Linked DNA regions of Homo sapiens: all the other regions are linked to region 3. A link is a contact called in ENCODE Hi-C or POLR2A ChIA-PET data. All regions are on one chromosome and are shown on one strand. Each heading gives the region's core, a stretch centred on a gene start or an enhancer-like site at or near the end of the contact. The rest is flanking DNA. Distances are from core to core; before and after follow the strand shown.

The links. Hi-C counts contacts between places; a loop is a spot of excess contacts on that map. ChIA-PET counts read pairs that join two places held with the same protein, here RNA polymerase II (POLR2A). Pooled maps may share reads with other maps.
Region 1: a pooled map shows a loop between it and region 3 (2.1-fold over the local background). The contact joins the promoter of DGKD here to the promoter of EFHD1 in region 3. A Hi-C loop is called at or near these places in 1 of 50 pooled maps. POLR2A ChIA-PET finds 5 or more read pairs at or near these places in 3 of 52 experiments (A673, OCI-LY7 and activated CD4-positive, alpha-beta T cell).
Region 2: a pooled map shows a loop between it and region 3 (2.9-fold over the local background). The contact joins the promoter of ATG16L1 here to the promoter of EFHD1 in region 3. A Hi-C loop is called at or near these places in 3 of 50 pooled maps. POLR2A ChIA-PET finds 5 or more read pairs at or near these places in 4 of 52 experiments (CD4-positive, alpha-beta T cell, activated CD4-positive, alpha-beta T cell, activated CD8-positive, alpha-beta memory T cell and 1 more).

What each region holds. Positions count from the first base shown.
Region 1 is chr2:233,352,893-233,356,337 of GRCh38, reverse strand. It overlaps DGKD (diacylglycerol kinase delta), which reads right to left and starts at 1,844. Exons shown (of 30, transcript NM_152879.3): 1 at 1,664-1,844. The coding sequence starts at 1,819. RefSeq lists a silencer at 1,655-1,894 and enhancers at 2,145-2,194, 2,335-2,394.
Region 2 is chr2:233,250,185-233,253,577 of GRCh38, reverse strand. ATG16L1 (autophagy related 16 like 1) reads right to left here and starts at 1,905. Exons shown (of 18, transcript NM_030803.7): 1 at 1,636-1,905. The coding sequence starts at 1,750. RefSeq lists an enhancer at 1,618-2,317.
Region 3 is chr2:232,631,904-232,635,723 of GRCh38, reverse strand. It overlaps EFHD1 (EF-hand domain family member D1), which reads right to left and starts at 2,120. Exons shown (of 4, transcript NM_025202.4): 1 at 1,718-2,120. The coding sequence starts at 2,019. RefSeq lists silencers at 1,651-1,945, 2,023-2,082.

The sequences.
Region 1 (3,445 bases), core at 595-3,094, 720 kb before region 3:
GCAAACCCCTCAAAGGACCACCCCTTCGAAATTCAGCCCTAACCAACCCTTCCAACTAATAAGTCTAATCAACGTGATCCACCTCTGGCCCAACTTCTGATCATTTCGCAGTTGTGCCTAAAGCTCTAGACGCAAGGTTCAAATATGTAGAAGGCCATTTCTTACCCACTTAGCCTGGTGAATTCTTTATCCCTCAAGATCTCACCTTAAAGGAAACCACTCCTGCCTCCCCAGGGCAGGTCTCTGCCCCGAGTTTCCGCGGCACTTACAATGTTGTCATGTCAGGTGCACAGGCGTCCATCTCCCAACTAGACTGAGAATCCCTAGGTGTAGAAACTGCCTTCCATCTTACGGTCCTGACCATGGTTCCAACACACATCCACATTTACGACCTGTGACACCCTGGGCAAGTCATTTAACCTTGATTCTATTTCTATTCCAATTCCAAAAGACGGAGATGATAGCATCCAACTTATTGGGTTCTCACCAGTACTAATAAACTAACCATGTCAAGTGCTGTAAAGCTAACCCAAGAAAGTGCCTGGCACATAGAAGGCTTATTAAAGAATTGTTATTTGCTATTGCTATCATTATCATCACTACTGCTACTGTTATACCCGGAACAAAGCAGGTGTTCGGTACCTATTTGCTGAATAACTGGAGCACTTCACAACAAACCTGTTTGTAACATGTTAGGACCTCAGGTTCCCCCATCGCAGGTATCAAAGGCTGACAGAAGAGAAGGCTCCCACGGTGAAGGGAACGGCTGAACCTAATCCGCCCCGGAGGAAAAGCGCACTGCAGCAGGAGGAGAAAGTCCGTGCCAACCGGATCTGCCAGAGCTGCCCCAGGGACCCAGCCTGCTCGCAGCCACCTGTCCAGCCACCTGCCTGAGGAAGCAGTGTTCTAACCGGGCGGGCTCACCTGGAGCAAAAACCGTAAGCTGTTTTCAATAGGAAGCACAATGGGAAAACAAACGGTGCAACTTTCCTCCTGCAAAAAGGACGTGCGTCTTTATCTAACATTTAGCGTCAGGAGTTCTCCGTGGAGAGTTGGGTGCCAAGCGGGTGCGCGGTCCCGGCTTTGCTGAGAGAGACGGTCACTGAACGCGCATCCCTTCCTTCCCTTTTGGGATGAAGGGGTGAAGGGGTGATCCCTCGCACCCGGGTCCGAGCGGACTTCTGAGGGCACCACAGGGAAGTCTGCAGGGCACTCGCGGGACACCACCCGACCGCTCCTGAGAAACGTGCAGAACCGGGGTTTGGGGACCGCGGACGCCCGCGGGGCGCAGCCGGGAGCCCCCGCGTGGGACCCGCTCGGTGGCACGAGCGCAGTCCCCTGCATCTAGGCCTCAGTTTCCTCCGGGTCCTCGCGGCCCAACTCGGCGCGCGCCCCCCGCCCAGCGCGCGGCGCCCGGGGCGCCCACCTGCGCGCCCCCCGCCCGGCCCCACAGCCGCCCGCCGTCCGTCGGGGGCCGCGCGCTCCGCCCGGGGCGCCGGCCCGTTACAGCGGCGGGGCACGCTCGACAGGGGCGGTGACGCCCGCGGGACCCCGGGCCGGGCCGAGCCGGGCCTGGGCGGCCGCTCGGGCAGGGCCACGGGCCTCGGCCGGGGCTGCCGCGGCGTGAGGGGCGCGCGCCCGGGCCGCCGCGCCGCGGGCTCACCTTCTGTCGGATCTGACCCGACGTGGACACCTTGCGGATGAGCTTCTGTGGGGAGCCGGGCTCCGCCTCGGGCTCGCTGTCGGACGACTCCTCGGGCGGCGGCGGCGGAGGCGGTTGCGGGGGACCCGGCGGAGGGGCGCCCGCCGCCGCCGCCATGCTGCCGGGCCAGCGCGCGCACCGCGGGCGGGGGCGGGGCGGGGCCGGCGGGAGGGGCGGGGCCGAGGGCGGGCCGGGCCGGGGGCGGTGGGGGCGGCCTCCCGCCTCTCCCCGCCGCGCCCCCTGCCGGCCATGCGCGCAGCTGCAGACGGCGCCGCGCGGCCCCTCCCCGCCCCCACCTGAAGCGTCCCGGGCCCCCCGCCCACCTCTCCGGGCCGTGGCTTCTGTGTGTTATTTCTGGAACGCCGTTTGTGTTCTTGTTTCTATATTCACTTCTTAAAACATCTCTACTCTTCCGCATCAGAATGTAGGTAACCTCAGGCAGGCTGGGGCTGTGTCTGTCCTGCCCAGCCTTGTGTGGCCGAGTTTGGGGCGAGCTCGAATGCGCGCGCGCGTGCTGGAAAGAGACCCCGGTACTGGGACGGGCCTCGGGACGCCAGAGCTGGGATGCACCGCTCCATCTGGGAAGGCTTCCTGGAGAAAACGGTTCTTAAGGAGAGATGGAAAATGTGAGCAGGAGTTGTGACTAGAGAGGGAACCATGTTCTAGGCAGAGACCAGATTTGTGCAAAGGCCTGGAGGCAAGAAAGAACGAGTGTTGGGCGAAGACGGGGGAAGAAAGGGAAGCTGGTGCTTAGAGCAAGGAAAATGGCATTAAGATATGAGCCTCGGGGCGGGCAGGTCGAAGCGGGCTTTGGAAACCAGATAAGGGGATGGAAGGCAGCAGGAAGCCCTTGAGGGATTTAACCCTGGGCGGGGCTGGGTCACCACGCTGGGGCCTGTGATCCGGGCTTTGAAGTTATCAGGGCAGGTGGACGCCCTGGATTACCGAGGGGCTGAGAGATAGAGACGTGGACTGAGATCCAGGTGGGGAGTGACCAGCGACTGGAGGGAGACAGAGGTGACCAGAACGAGTCCCATGTTTCCCAGGGGGGCTGCTGGATGGTGGGCGGGTGGGGTCCAGCGCTGCTCTGGGCAGAAGAGGAGGAAGCGAAGCTGGAGATGAGATCAGCTAAGTTTTTGGTGCCATCCAGGTGGAGCAGGGCTTGGTGCCACCCAGAGGAAATGCTGTCCATCTGTCTGCCCTGCTCTGAGGGGCAAATCAGTAAGGGACTGCCCAGGTGTGCCCTCTCCCTGTCAAAGGGCTGCCGCTAGAGACCTCGCCTGCCAATAGGCATTCGCTGGCCGCGCCGCCCTGGGCAGTGACCTGGGGCTGCAGAGTGGCATCTGGCATGGGGACACGGCCAGGGGCATGGGCTCACGGCCAGGACAGAGGAGGACAAGGCCTAAGGCAGGAACAGTCCGGGACAGGCCGAAGGCCCCATGGTGCCCCAGGGTACTATAGCCACTAGCCACATGTGGCTACTTAAATTTCAATTAGTTAGAATTCAGCATTCCGTTCCTCAGCCACAGGAGCCACATTTCAGGGACTCAGTAGCCGCATGTGGCTTAGCAGCTGCCACGCTGGATAGCACAAATATAAAACACTTCCCCCGTCCCCCCAGAAAGTTCTGCAGCACAGTCGCATGCTGAACTGTGTCCTCCCGTAATTCATATGTTGAAGTCCTAACCCCCAGTACCTCAGCATGTGACTGCATTTGGAGTTAAGGTTTTTAAAAAGGTAATG
Region 2 (3,393 bases), core at 656-3,155, 620 kb before region 3:
GGTCAGAAGTTCAAGATCCGCCTGGCCAACATGGTGAAACCCTGTCTCTACTAAAAATACAAAAATTAGCTGGGCGTGGCGGTGCTTGCCTATAGTTCCAGCTACTAGGGAGGCTGAGGCAGGAGGATCTCTTGAACCTGGGAGGTGGAGGTTGCAGTGAGCTGAGATCACGCCACTTGCACTCCAGCCTAGGTGACAGAGCAAGACTCTGTCTCCAAAAAAAAAAAAAAAAAAAAACAAAAAAACCCAGTCTCACCATTAACCTGCTGTGCAACCTCAGAAGTTACCTAATCTCTCTTGGCCTCAGTTCCATGTGTGAAAATGGCAATAACAGTTCCTGCTTCATACACAGAATTTTGGGAAAGATAAAATAACACATGCAAATACTTACCACAGTACTAAAATTTGTCTGCACAGTAGTCATTTGGGAAGCATCAAAAAACACTGATAACTTGGCATGCAGTTCTAGGCTTAATCTCACACAAACACAAACACACACACACTGATACTTGTGTACTGTGATACTTGTGATTTAGTTGGTCTGGGGTGTGGCTTGGGATTTGTAATTTTTTAAAGATCCATAGGTGATTCTAATGTGGAGCTAAGTTTGAGAACTACTGATTTTGCACAATCAGAATGCAATATAAGGTAGCAATTATTATTCTGAATATCATCAACAGCATAACTTGAGAAAGTCGTCAGGTTTACTTTCAGACGCAGATGGAACCACCTTAGGACCATTATAATTTAGGTAAAGGTACAAACATTTTTGTACCCTTAAGCTGCAAGCAGTAAGGGGAAAGAAAACCACCTCTTTCATACTGAAGATTTCAGTAACAGTAAAGGTTCTGTCCCGCCTAAAAGATATTACGATATTAACACCAAGGTGGGGCCGGGCTCGGTGGCTCACGCCTATAATCCCAGCACTTTGGGAGGCCGAGGTGGGAAGATCGTTTGAGCGCAGGAGTTGGAGACCAGCCTGGGAAACACAGTGAGACCTCGTTCCAAAAAATTTTTTTTTAAAAAAATTAGCCGACCGTGGTGAAGCGCGTCTGTAATCCCAGCTACTCGGGAGGCTTAGGTGGGAGGATCACTTGATCCTGGGAGTTTGAGACTGCAGTGAGCCGTGATCTCCGCCACTGCACTCCAGGCTCGGCGACACAGCAAGACCCTGATCCCCTATCCCGTTTCCCCGCAAAAAAAACCACCAAGGTGGAGTAAGGGAAGTAAGTTTGAGGAATCAAAGGCCACCCGTTCCAGTGCATTGAGAAGGCAATGTTAATTCTGCGACTGAAAGTCAACGACCGTTTCATTAACATGACCCCATAGATGGGATGTTTCTGGGACCTATTTAAGTGCATAAGCATTGTATGAGCTACTGGGATTTACAAATACAAACACGAACTGTGCCTCCCCACAAAGATCGTACAATTTAATAGGGAAAATCCTCCAAAGATAAAACGCAGGTTAGAAAAAACATTTAAAAGGCGTGCGGCGTCCCAAGCGCGGGTTACCCGGGGCGGCCGCCATGCGTGCGGGCGGCGCCAGGGACTCGGCCTCAGGTTCCCGCTGACGCCCCGCATGCCTCCGCGGGGCCCGCCCGCCCCACTCCCAGCCCGCACCGGCGCCGCTCACACTGCAGGATGATCTCCTCGAACGCCTGTCTCTGCAGCCGGTCCCGGCGCCTCAGTTGCTCCGAGATGTGGCGCTTCCAGCGGGGGAAGTCAGCGGCGCGGAGGCCCGACGACATGTCACTTGCTGCCCCGGCACCTCAGCGCCACCAATGCGAGCGAGGGCTGACGGCCGCAGCCTGCAGCATGAAGCAACCAGCAGAAGCGGGAATGCCGGCAATCCCGGAGCTCACCTCCACACACTGGCAGTCCCCGAGGCCATCCGGGACGGTCTTCCGGCTCATGCCGGAAATGATTTTCGAGAGGGCCGGAAGACCCGCCCCCTCACCCGAAGCACGGGCTCAGGAGCCGGTGCCTACGCAGGGCGCTCGCTAGTGACGCCAGCCTGTAGCCGGAAGCGTCAGCTGCAGAGAGGTGGCCGCTTGGGGGCGTCCGGGCCCTGCGCAAGGCCCAGCGCCGGGCGGGAAGGAGGCAGGAAAGGGGCCGTTTCCGCCTGACTGCTTACTTTTCTTTTGCTGCTTTTCAACCCTTTTCGTGTTTTTTTTCTTGGCCTGTCTCCCCCCACTTTTATTTTTAATCGCAGTTTAGGAACAAATGGGGTTCCCTCCATAGTAGCTCTGTGGCTGTGGATGAGTGACAGCCTACCTAAGCCTCAGTTGTCTCATCTGTAAATGGGGACAGTAATGATACCTACCTCAGAAGGTTGTCACGAATAGTAAAAAGAAAAACCCATGTAATGCAGTCAGCACTGTGCTTGGTACAGGGGAAACCTAAGTTTACAAAGACACCTGGTGTCTTCCCAAGGCCTACCCTGACAGCAGGAGCATTGCCATCTTGGACAACTGCCACCATTTTAAGTTCCCCTTGATTAAGAAACTGCCTAAATCCAACCCAAAAACATCAGCCTAATGGCTAATGTCAGCATAACCAGAAACATTCCAACCCTAAGATAAACCCACTTCCAACCAGAAACATGCCAACCCAGAGATAGCCTCCCCTCCGGCCAGAGACTTTCCAACCCTGCAATAAACTTTCCCTCATACAGAAACATTACGAACCTGCAATAAGCTCACCGCTTCGTAAACCCTTAAACACCCTTAGTGTGTAAGAGAAAACGCTCCTGACCAAAATCGACAAGAAGCCCCTCTCAGGTTTATTCTCCAAAATAAACCTGTCTTTGATTGTTAAGCTGCTTTTCGTGTTTCTTTCTTGTTTCTTAACTCTTACATACCTGAAGTCAGGGTGCGTTGGGAAGAGTGTCCCACTGAACTTGGAAACAGGTTTTGTGGTTTGTTTGGGGTTTTTGTTTTTGTTTGCAATGGAGAAGAGAACTGGAAACGGGAGCTAAGAAAGATGTGAATTGTGTATCAGAGTTTGTCTTCATTGTTAGAATCCTAGAAATTGTGGCCTGACAATAAATGGAGCCTTAGAAGGTAATCTGAGGCTGTAGATGTTGAAAGGGGGAGATGAAGACACACTGGCTCCTGAGAAAGTTGTGTCTGTGAACAAGCTCAGTAGAATGGAAAACCCAGTTCTGTAATAGAGTTGCTGGAGCTCCATCTGCCTTTAACAATTAGTGAATTTACTGCATGAAAATGGAGCCAGACAAAGTAGTTGGCCAAAAGAGGAAAGGAATATCAGAAACTACCTTCTCTTCCAGTGTGTCTCAAGTCCAGAGGAAGGTCCTTCAGAGACAGATAAGAAGAACTTAGGCTGAGGAGAGGAGGACAGTCAGGCTTCTAGCACTGTAGTTGAAGATGGT
Region 3 (3,820 bases), core at 871-3,370:
CCTCAGCCTCCCGAGTAGCTGGGACTACAGGCCCGCGCCACCACTCCCGGCTAATTCTTGGATTTTTAGTAGAGATGGGGTTTCACCATGTTGGCCAGGCTGGTCTTGAACTCCTGACCCCAGGTGATCCGCCTGCCTCGTCCTCCCAGAGTGCTGGGATTACAGCCGTAAGCCACTGTGCCCGGCTCCCCTTTGCGTGATCCTGGTCCAGTACCTGTTTGCTCACAGATGCCACCTTGCTTCGTCTCCCAAGACCCTCTGAGCATATGGACTCTTTTTATCACTCTTAGGTAGTCAACTACAAGTTGATCTTTCCAAAGATTGTTTTATAGGAAAAACAAAAGAAGCCTGAGTGGCCACAAGAAAACTTGAAGATAAAGGTCCCTCCCCAAGATCCCCTGAATCCAGCTGGACTGGGAGGAACTGGTGGGGTCTGGGAGCAGCCCGGCCAGGGCAGTCTTCCCATGAAAGGCATTACCCCAGAGAAATCAAAGGGCTCCAACAAACCTTGCCTCACCCATTGCTTTTCCATTTTCGCCCCAGCCGCATTCTTTAGCGCACTGGGCCTTCCTGAACTGCCCAAACTAGACCCAGAAAACGCCACAGATCAGTGCCTGGAAGCCAGACAAAGAAACCAGGGTGTCAGGGAGGCAGAGGAGGCGGAGGCTCCCAAGTGCCGGCTCTGCAAACCTCCATGCAGGGGCAGCGGAGGCTCAGGCGACGCAGCGCCAGTCACAGCGCCTTTAAATAGAACCTCCACGCGGAGGGCAAACACATTCCATGCGCTTTTAAAAACGCCCAAGCATGACCTGGCCGGCGGCCTCAGCTCCCCCAGGCATTTTTCCGGTCTCGGCTCAATTCTGGAAATATTAATAGCTCGGTTAAGAGCTTACCGGGTGCAAAATACTTTTCGGCCTTAAAAGGCAGGGACTGTTACTGCTCCCACTCTCCAGATGAGGAAACTGAGATCCCCGGAGGTTCCAGGCGACGAGGTGGACTAGTGGGTCTCTATCGCCTGCCTCTGGCTCAGTGTCTCCCCAGGTGAGCGGCTCCCCGCGCACTGGGGCTCACAGAGCAGGACCGCAACGAGCCCCCGCCGGACCGGTGCCAGCGGCCAAGTTCGGTTCCCACAACCGCCCCCCCTCCCCGCGCCCCCAGGAGGCTCCCGGGCCGCGCCTGCTCCAGGAAAGTCCTGAATCTCTTACAACGACTTTACCAAACTCCCCGTTCTCGGCCTCCGCTCATTCATCAGACCCCGCGCTGCAGCCAAGGATTAACTTTCCCCTTTTGTTTTAAAAGATAAAAGGCCAACAGGGGCTAATTTTTCCCTTGGGGGGATACAGTGAAAGCTGGCAGGTGAGGCGCGGCGACGGCTCCCTTTCCTAGAAGTTGCTTTCGGAGCAAATCTCCGGACTGGCGGGCGGAGGGGGCGGGACCAGTGGTCGGGGTTGGGGGACCTGGAACTCGGGCCCGGCAGCCGCCGAGAACTTTTGGGCTCCGTCCCGGAGAGCTCCTGCTCCTGGTGTCCCCCCTCTTCGGCCCCGTCCCCCACCGCGCCGAGATAGACCCGAGCACGCAAGATCTGGCTGCGTTGGGCCAAATGCTACCTGCACCCCGGGACCCCTCCCCACACAAACAGGGCCCGGGACTTCGGACCAGAAAGCCCTCCCGCTCCCTCCCTGGTCCCGGGGGCGAAGGGCGCGCAGCGGGAGCTCACAGTTTGAACATGCTCTCCAGGTCCTTGATGAGGCGGCGGCTGAACTCCGGGAACTCCGTGTAGGGGTTGAAGACCCTGCAGCGCCGGGGCCGCGCAGCGCCCTCGTTGATGTCCAGCCGCCGGCTCAGCTGGGCGCTCAGCTCCGCGTCGGCGCTGGCCGTGGGCGCACGGGCGGGAGGCTCGGGCTCGGGCTTGGGCTCCGGGGCTGGGGCGCCGAGGGGAGCCAGCTGGGGGCCACTCTCCTCGGCCTCCTCGCGCCGCAGCCGGCGCTCCAGCTTGCACGCCAGCTCCTCACTGGCCATGGCGGCGGATCGCAGGACGCGGGAACGCGGGGACGCGGGACGGGACGCAGGGAGCTGGCGGGCGGCGCGCTCCTCGCAGGCTCGAGGCTCTACAACACTCCGCCGAGGCGGCGGGGACCCGGCGGTTGGGAGGGTCTGAGGACGGACTGGCGGGCGGGGCGGTCGGGGCGGAGCTGCGGCTTTAAGGAGGCGCCAGGGCTCAGCGACTGCCAGCCTGGTGGGAGGAGGCCGCCGGTGTCTGGGTGTCTGCGCGTCCCGGAGACCCCGACCTGCTTCCTCTCCCCGCGGCTCCGGGCGGGAGGCTGACCGTCCCCCCGGGACCAGGCAGGGACCCTCGGATCAACTCCGACCTTGCTGCCCCTGTCAGCTCCGGGGAAAACCGTAGCGGGAAAAAGCGTCTCGACCGTTCAGACGGTGCCTTTCTTGTCCCCCAGAAGTAACCCGACTGGAAGCGCTCGCGGCCCGGGACAGGCTGGGTGGGGGAGGCGAGCGCCCCCGAGCGACACCCACGCGTCCCCCGCGTCTGGGAGTGGTGCCCACCCTCCCCGGGGTCAGGGAGTGGGAGGCGCCCGCCCGGAGCGTGGGGCGGGGGAGCTGCTTTTCAAACACTCATTGGAACGAAATGTTTCCAAAACATGCTAAAAATACTAAAAACAAATAAGCAAACAAAAAAGAGAGAGAGCAAACGAGCAGAAAAAACTCCCGTTTTCCCTAGAGGCAGGAAAGCAGCGTAGCTTCAGGGACTCGGGTTTTTTTGCGTGAAACGCACAAGAAAAGAGAAGAAACCTGGCGCGGAGACTCACATCCGCAATCCCAACACTTAGGTGTTGGTGGCAGGATCTTTTGAGCCCAGGAGTTCGAGACCAGACTGGGCAACATAGTTAGACTGTCTCTACAAAAACTTTTAAAAAATCAGCCAGGCATAGTGGCGCTCGTCTGTAGTCCCAGCTACTCAGGAGGCTGAAGTAGGAGGATGGCTTGAGCCCGGGAGGTCGAGGCTGCAACGAGCCATGGTCAGGCCACTGCACTCCAGCCTGGGCGACAGAGTGAGACCCTGGCTCTAAAAATAAACGAAGAAGAAGGAGGGAGAGGGGGAGGAAAAAAGAAAGGAAAGAAGGAAAAGAAGCTTGAAAATTAAATCAGCATTTTTAACAAGAGGGTAAAAACAAATACAGTCGTCATTCTCCCCAAGGAAGGCTGATGCCGCTGTTACATCAGCCAGGCGTTGAGAATCTTGTAAACACGGGTCTGTCCCCACTTGAGAACGACGCTGCTCTGACCCACCATGGGCTGATGACTGGGGCAGGTCAGTGACCCCGCTGGACTATGGTTGTCTGAGACCCAGGGACCAGCCTTTGGCATGCGAGTGCAGGGCATGCGGGGGACCTGGGTTAAAATGTTATTTTTAAAAAGTTATAAAGGAAAATACGTTTTTTAAAGAAAAGTATAAAAATCTTTAACATTCCTACTGAACAACTTGACTTGGTACAGAGAATACGGGTTTTACATATACAATGGCAACCCTGCAAATAGATCACGGGGCGCTACACTTCCTGACCTGGTGGTGGTGACTAGAAGGTTGGCTTTGTTGTCACATCTGTTTTGACCACTTTATGTGACACATTTCAGAGAAATAAGGTCAAAAATTTTGTGTAATTAAACTTTTTTTAATTTTATATTTTAAAAACTTTTTTTTTTTTTGAGATGGAGTTTCATTCTTGTTTCCCAGGCTGGAGTGCAATGGCATGATCTCGGCTCACTGCAGTCCCTGCCTCCTGGGTTCAAGTGATTCCCCTGCCTC